Linked DNA regions of Homo sapiens: region 2 is linked to region 1. A link is an interaction called in ENCODE POLR2A ChIA-PET data of the cell type or tissue named here. Cell type or tissue: PC-3. All regions are shown on one strand.

Region 1 (4,000 bases):
ACATCTGAGTTAGTGTTCATTTAACCAAGAATTTTCTAAGCTGAATAAACCTTTCATAATCAGTGCATTAAAGAATATATCTCCTTATTTTGTCTTGCTGGTTAGATGATGGTAGCTGGAAGCAGAAGTATTTTAATGTGTCCAGGCACAGAAGGTCAAAAAGCAAGAGATTGAATGTTAATTCAATGATATTCTGGGTTTGTTTTCATCTATGTTTCCTATTTGAAGAAGCATAGAAATTGTAGGTATTTCTTATTCCAATTACTCCAAGAAGGAAAAAAACATGAAAGTATAAAGCCAGAGGGACTTAATGTAATATTTTATTAACTACAGCAGGGGTCAGCAAACTGTGGTCTGTAGGCCAACTGCCTGATTTTGTAAAGTTTTATTGGAACACAGCCACATTCATTTGTTTACATATTGTCTATGGCTTCCTTCCAGCTATAACAGCGTAGTTAAGTAACTGCAACACTGACATTGTGGCCCACAAAGCCTAAAATATTTACCATCTGGTCCTTTAAGAGAAAGCTGGGGAACACTTGAGCTGAAGAATCTCTATTATAGAATTTCTGAAAACATATCTTTAGAACTGTGATAAATGATGGCCTAAGGTTTTCTAAGACCTGGATGTACCTTCCAAATCAAAACAGGACAATTTAAATTATCTTCAATATCATTTAATGAAAAGTTTTACCTGTTTATGGCATGTTGAAATTTGGTCATCTGCTTTTTTCAGTGTAGGATATTTTCTAATACTCAGATGTGATTTAACAAGAATCCCCCATAAGTAACTTCATGAGATTTAATTTATTGTAAGCATGTTGAAGATTCATTTAGCAACTTTCACAGGTGATATATCAACATGCATTATTACTAACCATACCTGCCAATTGTCTTATTTGGTAAGCCCAGTACTTTATATCTATAGTTATAGTGAATGCTTACAACAGTTCTGCAAGATACAGTATTGTCAACCCTCTGTGCCCACAGCTAGTAATGGCAGAGTCAGGATCGAACCCAAGTCTCTTTGGCTTCAGAATCTGTTGTCTTTCTCTTCTTACACACTATCTTTAAAGGAAGGTGGGGGATCCTTGGGCAGTTTCCCTTCATGCTTTGTTCCTGATGCCAGACAGTGCAGTTTTATAGTTCCTGCAAATACTTCTTTTGTGTCCCTTTCAGTGATAGTTTGCTGAGTTGAGCCAAGTGAACTGTAGATCTGATTGTGTCTGGGAATTCTTCTTTCAATCCTTTCAATCCTGTGTTGAACACAAAGGAAGATGCCATCTGTTTTATTATTTAGTTTCTTCTTATAAAGATAAAGATACACTTAACCAATTTAAAATCCCAACCTAAGAAATATTTTTCTCTTCTCTGAACAGATAATGCTCTTCCTTTTATCAGTTCACAAAAATGGTACAATCTTTGTGTTTCCTTTCTTGCTATAGTTGCCGGGTTGCTCAGAGCTAAGTCTTCTGCTAGAATCATCATTTCCATTTCACCACCTTTCTTAATTCTTGTTTCTTAGGTTTGTGCTACCACCTTTCTTTTCTGGAAGTAGGCAGAGCATAATTAATAAATAAGTGTGACAACAAGTTGATCCTACAGTGGGAAAGAAAATAAGTAATTAATACATTGGTTATAGATTGACCTTTCTACCCACAGATCGATCTTCAGACATTCCTCACTCTCACAGATCAGGATCTGAAGGAGCTGGGAATAACTACTTTTGGTGCCAGGAGGAAAATGCTGCTTGCAATTTCAGGTGAATATAAATATTCAACTCATATGTTAAAATCTGAATAACCTCTGCCAGTGGTCTCAGCCATTGGGTTGTTTCTACCCATTAACTGCTGGCTTACTAACCTAACACCTTGGTTGTGGTTTCAGAGGGTTTTCCTGTCAACAGTGTGACAGATCCTGAGACTGTCTTACTTTTTCATCAAGGCATTGCCTGAAAACCTGCCTTAACAAGGGTCATATATGAAAATAGATCTCTTCAGAAAGATCTAACCAAAATCGCCCTATGCAGAACATGAGAAGTTGGGGAGAAAGTTTAATTCTCCTCTTTGCAGTTGTGTTAAACAGTAATCATTACATTAGTGAATAATTATTCTTGATTGGCAGTTATGTTTCAAATGTTTGTGTCCTTGCACACCGACTGAGTTCATTGCACTGAGAAGAAAAGAATGCTGGTTGAATCTGGCAGTGTTACTTGTCTTAATTCTTCTTAGTCTTCCCACTGTCTTAATAGAATTTATGAGTCACAGGACATAGTATCCTGAAGATAGTCACAGAATGAAGGAAAATAATGTCTGTCTCCCTAGGCCACTTTCTTTGTGCATCTGTTGCATATATATTTTAGAAAATGCTCTATACGTATTTATTGGGTGCCACTCATTTGAAAGGAATTGAGCCAGATGATGAGTCAGGAGTTGGCAAATACATAGTAATGAACCTCAAAAAAGCGTTTAGAAAAATATGCGGAAATTTTAAGGAGGGAATGGGATTAGTTTTTGAAGACTTGCCAATAAAGTTCTTGAATGTCAAGTTTATATGTGTCCCAGTCTCAGAAAGACAGACACACCAGGGGCAGAAGCCAAGTGTCATGTGCTGCGGAAAAATGAATGCTTTTTCAGAACACTGAATTTGCAGGCTATGCCTCAGTGAAGCCAGCAGTTACATCCAACTGGTGAAAGTCCATTCCAGACAACATTCACTAATCAGATCAGCAGATAAAATTTAAAACCTCAGTGGTTTTCCATTTTATTTTAGCGGCATGTTGAATGCCCCACCCATCTTCCCATAGGAAATCTTTATCTGAAGCAGATACAGGCAAAGCAGCTTTGAAATAGGAGTGGAAATCCAGCCATTGAGCTTCCTGGTGGCAGCCTGTTAGGTTCTTCTGTGGATAGAGTTCTACACTCATCAGTTTTCCCAGAACTTCTTCTAAAATTTCTTCTCGGATATACTGTGTGTACCCAAGAGGCTCTATTAATGGAACTCCACAGGGAAAATGCATAATTCCTGCTCATAAGATCATCTTGGTATAGTGGAAAGAACACTGGATTCAATTAGGAGATCTGGGCTTTACTTATGCTAAGTCATGAGTCCTTGAGTGAGTTTCCAAACCTCTCTTGGCTTTGGTTTGTTAATCATGAAGGTAGATTGGAATTTGTGATTGTACAAAGGTCACCTTCCATTTCTAAGATCTGTCCTTTCATGTGATATCATCAGGCTTAGTGAAAATGGACAAAACGATAGTTTTATTACTTGTTCTTTTTTACCATCTATGATAATAGAGTAATTTTTAAAATTTGTTTTCTGTAAAGCTCATCCTCAGGGGGCTATCCCTAGACTCAAGCTAACTTTAAAAGTTTTCATATTATTTTATTAATTTGCAAATGAAATTTATTTGCAGTTTGAAACGTGATTAACTTATGCATTCACCATACCTGTACTGTTGAAATATGCCTGCAGGCCAGCAATTTTCTATCAGTGAAGTGTGTAGTCCAGAGCTCCATAATCTTTCACTAGAGATTCATGGAATAGCAGTGAGGATATAGTGAAAACTAAGTTCATTTTTTGGTGTCCCAACCCAATTCTGAATTCTGTAAAGATTTTAGCAACAAGCAGATAGCTGTAAATACATTCACAGGTTGTAGATAGATCATCAATACCTTTCCTCTGGAATATATCAGTATCTTTTGGGGGAGGTAAGATGGGAATCAGAAAGGTTTCAAGCTCTCTATTTTAAAAAAATAATATTTTTTCTAATCATCTTCTTTGTCATTCTGTTGAGGTTATATAGTACTTTTGCAGACTTCCTCTCTCAGTGGGGTTCACCAGGTCCTCTTGCTTTTAAAGGGAGTTTGAGACTGACTAAAATACTTTATGGCTGCTCTGCACAGCATAAAGGACTTGATTATTTTAAGAATAATTTTGTCTTACTTTGTTGAGTGCATTTGTTTGAACCTGGTAAATTATTTTCTCTGAAAGCAAT
Region 2 (4,000 bases), 99 kb after region 1:
AAATCAATCTTTTCTTTGGATTTAGGAGGCTTTGATCCCACCTCTTGCCTCACCTTGCTGGGATTACAATTCACTGTGAAGTATCTGTGCCAGTGATGTTATCATTTTTAAAGTTTGATTTACAGATCTGAGGAAGGAAGCCTATGATATCTTTTGAGCACCAAACAGTAGGATATTTAGCCTACAGTAACTCCATGGGCAAGTCATAGCATCCTCACTTTCATATGAAGACACACAGACTGGGAAAATGAGGTTCCTGTATTCAAGGAGCAAAAATATCACTTGGGAGACTGTCAGGCACTCTCTCTCTCTCTGAGACTCTTTTTTGTCAGCCCTTTTCCTGCTAACTTCTTAAATATTTAATGCTAAAAAGCTCAGACACAAAAATGTGGTAAGAATAATCATAGCAAAGCAAGCAAACAAACAAAAAAGTTAATTCCTCTACTGATACCATTGGAGATATCCTAGTATCTTATTGGCCCAGAGGAGGTAAGATGGAAGGACGGACCCTGCGCAGTGGCTCACGCCTGTAATCCCAACACTTCGGGAGGCGGAGGTGGGTGGATCACAAGGTCAGGAGATCGAGACCATCCTGGCTAACATGGTGAAACCCCGTCCTTACTAAAAAAATACAAAAAAAGTTAGCCGGGCGTGGTGGCAGGCGCCTGTAGTCCCAGCCACCCGGGAGGCTGAGCCAGGAGAATGGCGTGAACCCGGGAGGCAGAGCTTGCAGTGAGCAGAGATCGCGCCGCTGCACTCCAGCCTGGCCGACAGAGCAAGACTCCGTCTCAAAAAAAAAAAAAAGATGGAAGGAATATCATTTTAAAAATGCATTTTCTATGGGATATAAATTTCAGTTAAGATGTAAACTTTTACAAGTTATCTTCCAAACTCCAATTACTTTTCAATTCTTCACACCACACAACTAGTTCAACTGTGACAATTTACATAGTCATCTTTTGCTCTTATTTTATAGATAAAGGAGTTATTTTTCAGTATTAATATTACAAAATAGTTATTTGTTTTTCTTCTATTGTTGCAATGAGATAAACATGTACAAGTTGTGAGTATTAGACTCAGCAATGTCCCCCTTCATGCCAGAGGACTAATAGCAATAATCCCAACAGTGAAAATACGAATACACAAATGCCACTGCTTAGATCACTGCAGCTTCTAGGGCCCAATTTCTTTTACTGATTTAAAAACAAAACAACAAAAAAATTAAAAAGTTTGCCTGACATGAATCTTGATGTTTTTGTTTTTTGTTTTTTAATAAGTAGCCACCAGAGTCCTGTAGAAAACAGACATTAGACCCTTGGTGTAGCTTCTGTTCAACTTTATATCATGGGAACAGATGGGTCTGATTTTTTGGCCCTCATCTTGAATTGCTCATATACAGGGTCCCTGGCCAGTGGACTGAAGGCTATGTCTGTGATGACAAGGCTCAGCTCAGGGGATGTGGGGGAGGGCATTTTCATTTTCACACTTGTTTGAGGTTTCGGTCCCTGGGTAAAGAGGCCATTTATCTTTGTAAATGCAAAACATTTTTGCTTTTTCCAGTTTTCTGTTAATGGCGAAAGAATGGAAGTGAATTAAGTTTTACTGATTTTTGAGACACTAAAACTATAAACAAACAAATAAATACCCAATAGTTTTATATGCAGCACTCCTCTGCCCAGGCAGTGTTCTAAATGTTTGATTTATACTTCAAAAGCCCTATCTAATGCAATTATGGGGTACAAATAATTTAAAATTCTGGTGAATCATTATTGAAAAGTTATTGTTAGCCAGCTAGGAATTCCCTGGGACAATTCTAATCCATTCTTGTTCTGGCTATGGATTGATGCCATCTGGGAAGAGCCATTGTGAATCCTGAAAGCCTAGCCCAGACTTCCAGGTCAGCATGAATGATTCCAGGGATCTGTTAATTAGGTGGCACGCCTTTCTCTCGCATAGTCCTGGGATACAGAGTCAGTAGAATTCTGGGATGTGTGCTGGGTAGAGGGTGGGAATTAATCAGGTTGTATGTGAATATGCATTATCATGGGGGAAAGTTATTCCAGATATTGTTTTCTATATTAATGCACTACAAGGTAAATCTAGGGTAAATACTACTATTTTCATCTGCATTTTTAGATCAGAGAACTGAAGTTTTGGAAATTGAGCTATGCCCACATAGTTCATAAGTGGAGGAGCTAGGATTTGAACTCGGGCAGTCTGGCTCCACTTGGATGTCTCTCTCATCTTTGACACCCATGGGCAAATCATGCATTTGCCTTGTTAGGGATTATTATCCAGGACCAACCCACCAGTGTTCTTCAAGTGTTCTGATAATGGTGGAGAGATTTATTATTGATTTAGACAACAAAAGAAGATAATTGCTTCTCTGAAAGAAGACGGAACAGAGGGAGAAATGGCCACCTCCCTATTACTCATACCTGAGTGGAGCTTCAGGAGGGCTAGCATTAGTGAGAAGTGACTCAGAAAGTCTATAAAAGCCAGCCTGCTGTTTGAGAGGAGTCATGAACCTGTCATTGGTTGACCAAAGTTACTAGTCAGACTCATCAATATTCCTGCAGCATCACAAATCCAGCAAGGTTGCAGAATGCTAACCAGGTAATTATTTCTGTGCTAGGGCTATTCTTGTTTCCTTTCTTTAACTGCAAAAGGTAAATGAAATTACCTTGTTGCTTCTTTTATTCCTTATGTTCTCTTACTGTTAGGCTCTTTCATTCTATTCTTTCCCTGCTGTTAGCAAGATGAAAAAGGCATCATATGCCAAGGCTTTCTGTTGACCTTTGGGACTTAAAAGTCTCCCATGAGAAAGAAAGCATCCTTGAAATAAATGTGGTTTCACGAAATACCTCAGGCTTGTGGAGGAAACAAATGACTCGGTTCTTTTCAACTCACAGCACTCAGCAGGCAGAAAAGCAGCAATTTGAGATTTCAGTGAGTCTGGGAGTCTCACAAGATAATGCTCAGAGTCAGCAGTCAAAGATACTAGTGAAGTATCAGTGCTGCAAGTTTAAATTGTTCTTCCTTCCCAGGGTTTGAAAAAATAGGACAGCCACAAGCTTATTAAATTCAGTGGAATTTCTTTTTCTTTTGTCAGTTTGGGGGGATTTTCCTTGTTTTTCCTGTTTTGATTTGGCAAAGAGACATCACTGATTACTCATATTCATAAAGAGCTCCAGAGAAATGAAAATGTCAAGCTGTAAGGGAGAAGCAAATGTCATAGAGCAAAGATCATCAGCTTGGGAGGAAGACAGATTTAAGTTTGAAGTGCAGATTGAGCAGTTAATTTTATCTTATTAGGAGAATCATTTAATACCTTTATTTTTCCTGAATTAGTACACTAGATTCCTAGCTTGTTTTTCTTCATCCACTGTTACCTGCCACACTTACAATTACATCTAACATGAATTACAAATTCCTCACTATGGACTATGAGGGTCTGTCTCTCGCGTTATTCCTGATTAATCTCCCTTCTTCATTCTCTTCCAGCCACACTAGCTTCCTTGTTGTTCTTTACATATACCAAACATGGATACACCTCGGGGCCGTAGACTTGTTGTTTCCTTCGCCTGAAGTCTTCACTGGGCTTGCTTCTTCCCTGCATTCAGTTCTCTTCTCAAATTCATCTTTTAAGAGCAGGCTTCCCTAAATGAATGGTCTGAAAAAGCACCCCTCGTCATTCTTGATTCCCTTATTTTGCTTTATTTTTCTTCTCAGTTCTTATCTACATCTGATGCTATATTGGCTTACATGTCTGCCAGTCTCTCCCTACCAGAGTGTAAACTCCATATGGGCATAATCTGTTTTTGTTCACCACTCTATCCCTAGTGTCTGGAGCAGTGCCTGGGCCATAAAAGGCACACAATAATTATTTATTGGATGTGTCTTGGTTTCTTTCTAAGAAAAAAAAACCTCTTTGTAGTATTTGTGAAGCTTATAAATAATGCATTAAATGGATCTCAAAATCCCCTAGTGCATCGAGGCA

Evidence for each region. Peaks named below come from ENCODE experiments on the same cell type or tissue, not always from the same donor. Only the 100,000 strongest peaks of a DNase experiment are listed, where the experiment ranks them.
Region 2: POLR2A ChIA-PET joins it to region 1 with 5 read pairs; 3 of 35 experiments call an interaction of 5 or more read pairs at or near these places.

The regions. Positions count from the first base shown.
Region 1 is chr10:58,818,707-58,822,706 of GRCh38, forward strand. It overlaps BICC1 (BicC family RNA binding protein 1), which reads left to right. Exons shown (of 21, transcript NM_001080512.3): 20 at 1,663-1,762. Among named protein-coding and RNA genes, the nearest start is that of LINC00844, 180 kb to the right of the region's middle. In PC-3, a CTCF peak has its summit at 346 (motif pointing right); DNase peaks (open chromatin) are centred at 405 and 2,425; H3K4me3 peaks cover 1,128 bases; H3K27ac peaks cover 2,361 bases.
Region 2 is chr10:58,917,640-58,921,639 of GRCh38, forward strand. No RefSeq gene overlaps it. Among named protein-coding and RNA genes, the nearest start is that of LINC00844, 80 kb to the right of the region's middle. RefSeq lists an enhancer at 1,835-3,034. In PC-3, no CTCF peak of the experiment used is centred here; DNase peaks (open chromatin) are centred at 2,492 and 3,132; H3K4me3 peaks cover 1,185 bases; H3K27ac peaks cover 2,204 bases.